Linked DNA regions of Homo sapiens: region 2 is linked to region 1. The links are chromatin contacts, found by Hi-C or POLR2A ChIA-PET in ENCODE. All regions are on one chromosome and are shown on one strand. Each heading gives the region's core, a stretch centred on a gene start or an enhancer-like site at or near the end of the contact. The rest is flanking DNA. Distances are from core to core; before and after follow the strand shown.

Region 1 (4,978 bases), core at 1,600-4,099:
TGATGTCCTTCCCTTATGAACAAATTAATATCTCCCTTCAAAATACACACACACACATGCACACACACACTCACTCACAAAGACACACATACACACACTAACACTGTATCCACAAAGTTTCTATTATGCATCCAAAGTCAGGCCCCACAGTCACACCCAGAGTTTACAATCTAGAGCTTCAGAGACCCCAAAGAAAAAAGTAGCTCATATTTATTAAGCACCAATCATGTGTCAGGCGCTGAACAGTAAACAACCCTGTGAGATAGCAATTATACCCATATTATAGATGAGGAACTAAGGCTTAGAGAGGTAATGCATCTAAAATTACAGAGCCATATAGAACCATGATGTGTCTGACTATAGAGCTTGTACCTTTTCTTCTCTAGCATGCTATGTCCTAATGCCAAGTACTCATATGAGCTTACGACTCCTGAGCTTCTCAAGTGATTAATTGCCTTGTCTCTCCTTTGGCCCAAATTTCCCATCCAGGTAATAAACTTTGATCACTTCTGCATCGAGATATGCTTCCTGGCATTCCCACTAGACCCAAGCGACAACCACTTTGGGGAGAAGCCATGTCCCCCAAGTCATCGACCTTCATTGCTCACCAGGTCACCCTTCCCCTTCATAGCTTGGATCAAGTATCAGGAAACCTGAGCAAAATGTTCATGTCTGTCTCCAACTAGCTGTATGATATCAAGGTAGCATATTTCCTCTCTGGGCCTCGCCTTCCTTATCTATCCAAATTGGGGAGTATGGCTTCAATGATCTCTTTTTTCTCTTAAGTTCTATCATTGTACTAATTACATTACAAGGTTATTTTGCAAATGGTTAATAAAAACAATCCCATTTCCCAGCTACCTCTTGCTGATGTGGATAATTAGAAACATGTTTAGAAAAGATCAGTGGGGGTGGGAGGTAATGAGGAAAGTTCAAAAGGCTTCCAGAATTCAATGGCCAGTTGATTCCCTGACTCTAAGTCAATAGGCAGCTGGAACTGCCAGAAAGTTTCAGATGGAGAAATGTGAATGCTTATGTTGAAATGTAATATTGGCTTTTTGCAGAGGATGAAGGTAGTGGGTGGGCGTGAACAGAAAAGATTTTTTTAAAGCACCTTGTATATCATCCTAGATCTAAACAGGGCCCAAGGCCCAATTAACAGTTCTAATCATTTTCCACAGGGTTGCAGAAGAATAGTGTGTCCAGATGCAATTGGTGGGAAAAGGCAAGATCCAAGAAACAATCCAGCTGAGAGAGAGAGAAAAAAAAAGAGAGAGAGAGAGAAGACCCACTGAAGATGCTGAAGAGAAGAAGATGGACCATGAGGGCCAGGATATTAGGTCATGGGGGGAGAACAGACTTGGAACAGAAGTAGTAGAGCAGTGCTATGGTTTGGATGTGGTTTGTCCCCACCAAAACTCATGTTGATGCTTCATTGCCGGTGTGGCAGTGCTGGGAGGTAGAATCATTAAGAGGTAGTATGTAATGAGAGGTGTTTCAGTCATGGGGACCCCTGTCCCTGTGAATTACTTGACCTTTTGTCACATTATGAAACAGCACAAAGGCCCTCACCAGAGGCTGAGCAGGTGCTGGTGCCATGCTCTTGGACTTTACAGCCACTACAATTAGGAGACAAATAAGCCTCTTTTCTGTATAAAGTAACTAGCTCCAGGTATTTTATTATAAGAACATAAAATGGGCTGGGCGTGTTGGCTCACGCTTATAATCCCAGCACTTTGGGAGGCTGAGATGGGCAGATCATGAGGTCAGGAGATCGAGACCATCCTGACTAACATGGTGAAACCTGGTCTCTACTAAAAATACAAAAAAATTAGCCGGGCATGGTGGTGCGTGCCTATAGTCCCAGCTACTCGGGAGGCTGAGGCAGAAGAATAGCTTGAACCTGGGAGGTGGAGGATGCAGTGAGCTGAGATTGCACCACTGCACTCCAGTATGGGTGACAGAACAAGACACTGTCAAAAACAAACAAACAAACAAACAAACAAAAACAAAACAAAACAAACATAAAATGGACTCAGACAAGCAGCAACTGGTCTTTGCCTGTACTAACAGACTAATTGTAGAGGCTAAGAGACTCCAAGACTGAAAGGAAGTGAGGTAGGCACAGACTATGCAGCCAGTCCCAGAAATCCCAGGAGTGAGACCGTTAGCCTCTTTTTGCACCACGTTGTCTGTTTCACTATTGGGTGGGAGTAGGGGTGTGATAAGAGAAGGAGGATTAGCCAGGTGTGGTGGCTCATGCCTATAATGCCAGCACTTTGGGAGGCCAAGACAGGTGGATCACCTGAGGTCAGGAGTTCAAGACCAGCCTGACCAACATGGTGAAACCCCGTCTCTACTAAAAATAGAAAATTAGCTGGGTGTGGTGGCACATGCCTGTAATCCCAGCTACTTGGGAGACTGAGGCAGGAGAATCGCTTGAACCCAGGAAGCAGAGGTTGCAGTGAGCCGAGATCGCGCCATTGCACTCCAGCCTGGGCAACAAGAGTGAAACTCTGTCTCAAAAAAAAAAAAAAGAGAGAGAGAGAGAGAAGGATCATGGTGACTAAAGTAGTTCTGAGATCCAGAGTAACTCAGGAGAAGTTGGGCAAAGTAATACCTAAAGTGATGTCAAAAAAAAAAAAAGAGAGAATTCAGGCTCAGTGCTGGGGGGAGGGAGGGTGATCTCTCTGAGCACTGTCTCTTCCTTTGTGAACATAAAGAAATCAGAAACATAAATGTTCCACTTCCTTAGGCTCTAGGGCTTAAAGAGATGAGTAATATCTCTCAGCCTGCACTGAAGTCTCAAAGTGAGAAATTGAGGACGTGGCGGGAAGGAAATATGGTCTGAAATCAGAATTGAAACTGAAAAAGAACAAAGAACAAAAATGGATGACTCCTGACCCCAGGCTACAAGGAAATCTCTAAGGCCCATGGGGGTGCTGTGAACCATTTTATCAGGCAACTCTAAACCCCTTTTCCAAGCCAAGTTTTTCTTGCTTCCAGCTTTGCTTCCAGTTGAGACCTCCATTCCAGAGGAAAGAGAAACCTTATTTTCAAGTGAGAGCTTAGCATCTAGCTTCCAGTTCCAGGAATAACCTCTGTGGCTCCAGTGACTAGGGTCCTTATCATTCCACTCTGAGAAATGGTCCTATCCCTGAGGAAAAAGAAAATTCTTTATTGGCTCCCTTTGACCCGACAGCCAGCTTATCGGATCTGAGCCAGTATTTCTCAAAGCTCCCATGGAAAAAATCCTTAAGCAGCAGAAAATAATGAATGCATATACCCAAGGGACATAGGGGGTGTGGTAGGATGGGGTAGGGGGAGATAATAGGTAGATGGCTGTAACCCAGCTATAATTTCTTTGAAGCCTCAGGTTTAATTATTTGTGCAAATTTTATATTCTACTCCATAAATAATGAATTTTTAAAATTATTGCAAGTAAAATTAATGCTCTAGAATACTAAACCACATTCATCTCACAGCTTTGTATCCCTCCTGGAACCTGCCCCATACACCTAAAGAAAGTAGGACTTCAGTTTTTAAGACACTAGCTTAAGAAACTGGAGGTTGTGTATTCTACTCAGCTCCATGACTGTGGAGAGTTACAGGGTTCAAGCAACATAAAATGGAAAACTGAGGTGCAGTGAAAAGAAAAGATCTGCCTTGGAGTACATCCTCGTTAATTATCAGGAGCTTCTGGAAGCAAGAAAAAAAAACCCTTTACCTCCTTTTGACATGTGGAGGCAACCTACATCTGAGGTCTGTAGAGGGGAGCGGAGATCAGGTCAGCTTAGGAGCCCAGAGATTCTCTTCTTGAATCCCCCATGCATTTATCTGAGTAAACAAACTAGTGATGTCATCAGCCACTTCAAAAGCCCAGAAATTCTCTTCTTGAATCCCCCATGCATTTATCTGAGTAAACAAACTAGTGATGTCATCAGCCACTTCAAAAGCCCAGAGCATGGCCGGGCGCAGTGGCTCATCCTGTAATCCCAGCATTTTGGGAGGCTGGGGCGGGGCAGATCTTTTGAGCTCAGGAGTTCGAGACCAGCCCAGGCAACATGGTGAGACCCCATCTCTACTAAAAATACAAAAAGATAGCTGGTGTGGGCACCTGTGGTCCCAGCTACTTGGAAGGCTGAAGTGGGAGGATCACTTGAGACTGTGGGGTGCGAAGGTTGCAGTGAGATCACACCACTGCACTCCAGCCTGGGTGACGGAGCGAGACCTTGTCTCCAAACACACACACACACACACACACACACACACACACACACGAGCGTGCACGCCTAGAGGAGAATGAGGGAGTAATGCTGGAGCCACAAGAGAAGAACTGTGTGAGAAACAATGTGCAAAACTGCATCAATGCCCAAACACCTGAGACCCCCAAGATACCATTACAGATTTGGCAGCATCTGCATCAGCCACCCACCTGAAAGCAAATTATTGCACCACTGGAAAGCACCAAGATGGGCTACCACTATTGCTGTTTCTGTTATTACACATTGCCTGTGGTCAAGTGGTCACCTGCTCTATAACAGAGAACATACTCAGCTGAGGTTCTAAGTTTCTTTCTTTTATCGTTTTTTGTTTGTTTGTTTAGAGATAGGGTCTTGCTGTTAACCAAGCTGGAGTGCAGTGGTGCAATCATAGCTCACTGTAACCTTGAACTCCTGGACTCAAGTGATTCTCCAGCCCCAGCCACCCAAGTAGCTAGGACTACAGGCATGCACCACCATGCCCAGCTAATTTTTAAGTTTTTGTAGAGATGGGGTCTCGCTATGTTGCCCAGGCTGGTCTGAAGCTCCTAGCCTCAAGTGATCCTCTCACCTTGGACTCCCAAAGCACTAGGATTACAGGCATGAGCCACCATGCCCAACCTAGCTAGGGTTCTAAGTTTTGGAAGCAGGTAAAGTGGAAGAAGGTTCCAGAGGACAGTTGATCAAAAGCATTAGAAAAACTGGAAATGCTATGT
Region 2 (4,978 bases), core at 1,459-3,958, 98 kb before region 1:
GTTGTTTGTTTTTTTCTTGTAAATTTGTTTGAGTTCATTGTAGATTCTGGATATTAGCTCTTTGTCAGATGAGTAGGTTGCGAAAATTTTCTCCCATTTTGTAGGTTGCCTGTTAACTCTGATGGTAGTTTCTTTTGCTATGCAGAAGCTCTTTAGTTTAATTAGATCCCATTTGTCAATTTTGGCTTTTGTTGCCATTGCTTTTGGTGTTTTGGACATGAAGCCCTTGCCCATGCCTATGTCCTGAATGGTAATGCCTAGGTTTTCTTCTAGGGTTTTTATGGTTTTAGGTCTAACGTTTAAGTCTTTAATCCATCTTGAATTAATTTTTGTATAAGGTGTAAGGAAGGGATCCAGTTTCAGCTTTCTGCATATGGCTAGCCAGTTTTCCCAGCAACATTTATTCAATAGGGAATCCTTTCCCCATTGCTTGTTTTCATCAGGTTTGTCAAAGATCAGATAGTTGTAGATATGCGGTGTTATTTCTGAGGGCTGTGTTCTGTTCCATTGATCTATATCTCTGTTTTGGTACCAGTACCATGCTGTTTTGGTTACTGTAGCCTTGTAGTTTAGTTTGAAGTCAGGTAGAATGATGCCTCCAGCTTTGTTCTTTTGACTTAGGATTGACTTGGTGATGTGGGCTGTTTTTTGGTTCCATATGAACTTTAAAGTAGTTTTTTCTAATTCTGTGAAGAAAGTCATTGGTAGCTTGATGGGGATGGCATTGAATCGATAAATTACCTTGGGCAATATGGCCATTTCTCTTTAGCTTTTTAGCCTTCTGAGCTCCAGAATTTGGCAACCATCTTAAGGCAAAAACCAGCTATTCATAGGCTCAGCTCTCTGCCTTTCTCATGTAACTGTGCTCTGCCATATTCTCCTGTTTTGTTTCTCCAGCACCAAGGCACTACCAAAAGCTCTGTTGGTTTCTCTAACTCTCAGCAGCAGCCTTCTGACTGGGGCCATGTCTGTGTTTTCAGCCTACTGCAAACCAGAAAGCAGAAAATACCCACAAAGAAAAAGTAGCTGTACAAATGTTAGTTCACCTCTCTGCAGATTTTACAGGCTCATAGGTGGAAGGAGCTTGCCTTGTCTCAGATGAGACTTTGAATTGTGGAATTTTGGGTTAATGCTGAAATGAGTTAAGAGTTTGGGGGACTGTTGGGAAGGCATGATTGGTTTTGAAATGTGAGGACATGAGATTTGGCAGGGGCTGGGGTGGAATAATATGGTTTGGCTCTGTGTCCCCACCCAAATCTCATCCTGAGTTGTACTCCCATAATTGCCATATGTTATGGGAGGGACCCAGTGGGAGACAATTGAATCACGGGGGTGGTTTCCCCCATACTGTTCCCATGGTAGTGAATAAGTCTCACAAATCTGATGATTCTATCAGGGATTTCTGCTTTTGCGTCTTCCTCATTCTCTCTGCTTACTGCTGTCCATGTAAGATCTGACTTGATCCTCCTTGCCTTCTGCCATGATTGTGAGGTTTCCCCTGCCACGTGGAACTGTAAGTCCAATTAAACCTTTTTCTTTTGTAAATTGCCCAGTCTCAGGTTTGTCTTTATCAGCAGCGTGAAAACGGACTAATACACCAACCTACACCATCCTACCTTGGTCTTAAGATACCTGCACGCACACACACCCTCACCTACACTATTTCTCATTCCCTGATTTTGCAACTTGCCTTGCATCCTAACATCAAATCTAAAATGGTCTTTCTGACATTCCAATTTCTTTTTAGCAGCAACATAGCAACAATATTTTGTTGTCTTACTTTGAACCGTGATTAGTTAAAGTCCCCAGATATCATGACACCAAATAGTTGCCAGGCTAGGCCTCCTCCTTTACTTCTCATGAAATTCATTAAAAAAAAAAAAAAACTTTTATTTTAGGTTCAGGGGTACATGTGCAAGTTTGTTATGTAGGTAAACTTGTGTCACTTTTTTTGTAAAGATTATTCCATCACATACGTACTAAGCTTAGTACCCAATAATTATTTTTCCTGATCATCTCTCTTCTCCCACCCTCCACCCTCAAGTAGGCCCCAGTGTCCGTTGTTCCCCTCTCTATGTCCATGTGTTTGAATCTTTTAGCTCCCACTTATAAGTGAGGGCATGTGGTGTTTTGTTTGCTGTTCATGCATTAGTTTGCCAAGGATAATGGCCTCCAGCACCATCTATGTTCCTGCAAAGGACATGATCTCATTCTTGTTTATAGCTGCATATTATTCCATGGTTTATATGTACATTTTCTTTATGCAGTCTGTCATTGATGGGCATTTAGGTTGATTCCATGTCTTTGGTATTGTGAATAGTGCTGGGGTGAATATACACATGCATGTGTCTTTATGGTAGAAGTATTTATATTGTTTTGAGTATATACCCAGTAATGGGATTACTGGGTTTAATAGTAGTTCTGTTTTTAGCTCTTTGAGGAATCACCACACTGCTTTCCACAATGGCTGAACTCCCACCAACAGTATATAAGTGTTCTCTTGGCAGACAAGTCAGCTCACCGGAGGCGGAGGCAGCGTGGCGGCTGGGGTGTGGCGCAGGACCGAGCCCTGGCGGAGCAGGGCCGCGGGGCGGGCGGGTGAGCCCTGGGCGAGGTGGCCTCTGCTTGCTCAGTGTCCCCGCGCCATTGTTGGGGGAGGGGGCTGCTGCTGAGCGAGGCAGAGTAGGGCGCAAGCGAAGGCGCCAGAGGCGGCGGAGAGGGGCGGAGGCGCCCCATGGGGAACACGCTGACTTGTTGCGTGTCCCTCAATGCCAGCCCCAAGCTGGGCCGGCGCGCCGGATCCCCGCGTCCGACATCTACGAGGCGGCGTCCGGGGACGAGGTGGCGGTAGCGCCTGCTGCTGCGGAGCCTCCCGAGTTTGATTTCGGAGAAGGCGAGGGCCACCACCTGCAGCACATCAGCGACCGCGAGATGCCCAAAGATTTAGCATTGGAGTCAAACCCTTCTGACCATCCAAGGGCAAGCACAATTTTCCTGCGCAAATCTCAAACGGATGTGAGAGAAAAGAGGAAGAGCAACCATTTAAACCATGTATCTCCAGGGCAGCTTACTAAAAAGTATAGCTCATGCTCAACAATATTTCTATATGACAGCACAGTCAACCAGCCTAACCTTAGAACCACAGTAAAATGTGTGACCTTAGCAATATATCACCACATAAAGAACAGAGATGCAAATAGATCCCTGGATATTTTTGATGAGAGATCACATCCACTTACACGAGAAAAAGTTCCAGAAGAATAGTTTAAGCATGATCCTGAGCACAAATTTATTTACAGATTTGTTCATACTCCTTTTAGTGCTGCACAGCTAACAGCTGAATGTGCAATAGTAACTTTGGTTTACTTAGAAAAGCTTTTAACTTATGCTGAAACCAACATTTGTCCCACTAACTGGAAAAGGATTGGTCTGCGAGCCATTCTTGCCTCCAAGGTTTGGAACCATCAGGCTGTATGGAATATGGACTACTGCCAGATCTTCAAGGACATTACAGGTGAGGACATGAATGAAATGGAAAGGCATTTTTTGATGCTTCTTCAGTTTAATCTTAATGTTCCTGCCAGTGTTTATGCCAAATACTACTTTGATCTTCGCTCCTTAGCAGATGACAATAACCTGAATTTTCTATTTGCTCCTCTTAGCAAAAAAAGAGCACAGAACCTAGAGGCTATTTCTAGATTGTGTGAAGACAAAGACTTGTGGAGAGCCCTATGAGAAGGTCTTTCAGCACTGATGACTTCATTGGTATTCAGCACTCTAAAGCCATCCTCTCTTAAAGGGAGAAATGAGGGGTTATAACGTCACAGGACCTTTATCTACAAAGACTGGAGAAATATCACCTTTCCTGCTCAAAACCCAGCAAAATTAGTGTTTTCATTAAAAGGATAGATCTCGAATTCAAGAGATTCATGGACAACAAGGATTGTACTCCATAGAAAAGAATGGGACCTTGTCAATGCAACAAAACATTCTTCTGTCCTTTTTAATGTAAACAGAGTTACAAAAAACACTCCAAAGTGAAGGTTCCTTTCCCACACAGATATTTGCTTACTATATGGGCTGATAGCTGTGAACTATGTAAGGTTTTTTTAAACAATAGTTTAAATTTTTAAACTTTAAAGACACTAACCATATAACTTTTATGCTTTTTCCAATTTTTCTCCCTCCCCACATTTTGCTGCATATGCCTTTAGAATCAATGCAGTATTATCATTAAAACATGGTACTCTAAAGACACTTAGGAGCAGACTGCACCATTGTTAGGTAATGAAGGATTCTTCCTCCCTACCATTGAAGCTGCTAGTCATAGGCAATCATTTTAAGCCAAAAACCTGCTGGATAACATTTGTCATTCATATTCTTTGCAAACATTACTTTAGCATTTTAGCATGTTTGGGGTCATAAACAGAGGAAGTATCGTTATTGATATCTACTTCTTTTATTTATTTATTTTTTATTATACTTTAAGTTCTGGGGTAATGTGCAGAACGTGCAGTTTTGTTACACAGGTATACATGTGCCATGGTGGTTTGCTGCACCCATCAACCCGTCACCTATATTAGGTATTTCTCCTAATGCTATCCCTCCCCTATCCCCCCACCCCCCAACAGGCCTCGGTGTGTGATATTTCCCTCCCTGTGTCCATGTGTTCTCATTGTTCAACTCCCACTTATGAATGAGAACATGCAGTGTTTAGTTTTCTGTTCTTGTGATAGTTTTCTGAGAATGATGGCTTCCAGCTTCATCCATGTCCCAGCAAAGGACATGAACTCATCCTTTTTTATGGCTGCATAGTATTCCATGGTGTGTATGTGCCACATTTTCATAATCCAGTCTATCACTGATGTACATTTGGGTTGGTTCCAAGTCTTGCTATTGTGAATAGTGCTGCAATAAACATACATGTGCATGTGTCTTTATAGTAGCATGATTTATAATCCTTTGGGTATATACCCAG

The links. Hi-C counts contacts between places; a loop is a spot of excess contacts on that map. ChIA-PET counts read pairs that join two places held with the same protein, here RNA polymerase II (POLR2A). Pooled maps may share reads with other maps.
Region 2: a loop to region 1 is called in a pooled map, with 4 times the contacts of the local background. The contact joins two enhancer-like sites. A Hi-C loop is called at or near these places in 4 of 50 pooled maps. POLR2A ChIA-PET finds 5 or more read pairs at or near these places in 3 of 52 experiments (OCI-LY7, activated B cell and activated naive CD4-positive, alpha-beta T cell).

What each region holds. Positions count from the first base shown.
Region 1 is chrX:65,721,707-65,726,684 of GRCh38, reverse strand. All of the region lies in intron 2 of MSN (moesin), which reads right to left. Among named protein-coding and RNA genes, the nearest start is that of MSN, 57 kb to the right of the region's middle. RefSeq lists a silencer at 3,604-3,898. Within about 2 kb of position 2,849, at least 6 of the 41 ENCODE cell types and tissues checked have a DNase peak (open chromatin) inside an H3K27ac peak, as active enhancers do.
Region 2 is chrX:65,820,006-65,824,983 of GRCh38, reverse strand. It overlaps the pseudogene CCNYL5. Among named protein-coding and RNA genes, the nearest start is that of MSN, 150 kb to the right of the region's middle. RefSeq lists a silencer at 2,522-2,671. Within about 2 kb of position 2,708, at least 2 of the 41 ENCODE cell types and tissues checked have a DNase peak (open chromatin) inside an H3K27ac peak, as active enhancers do.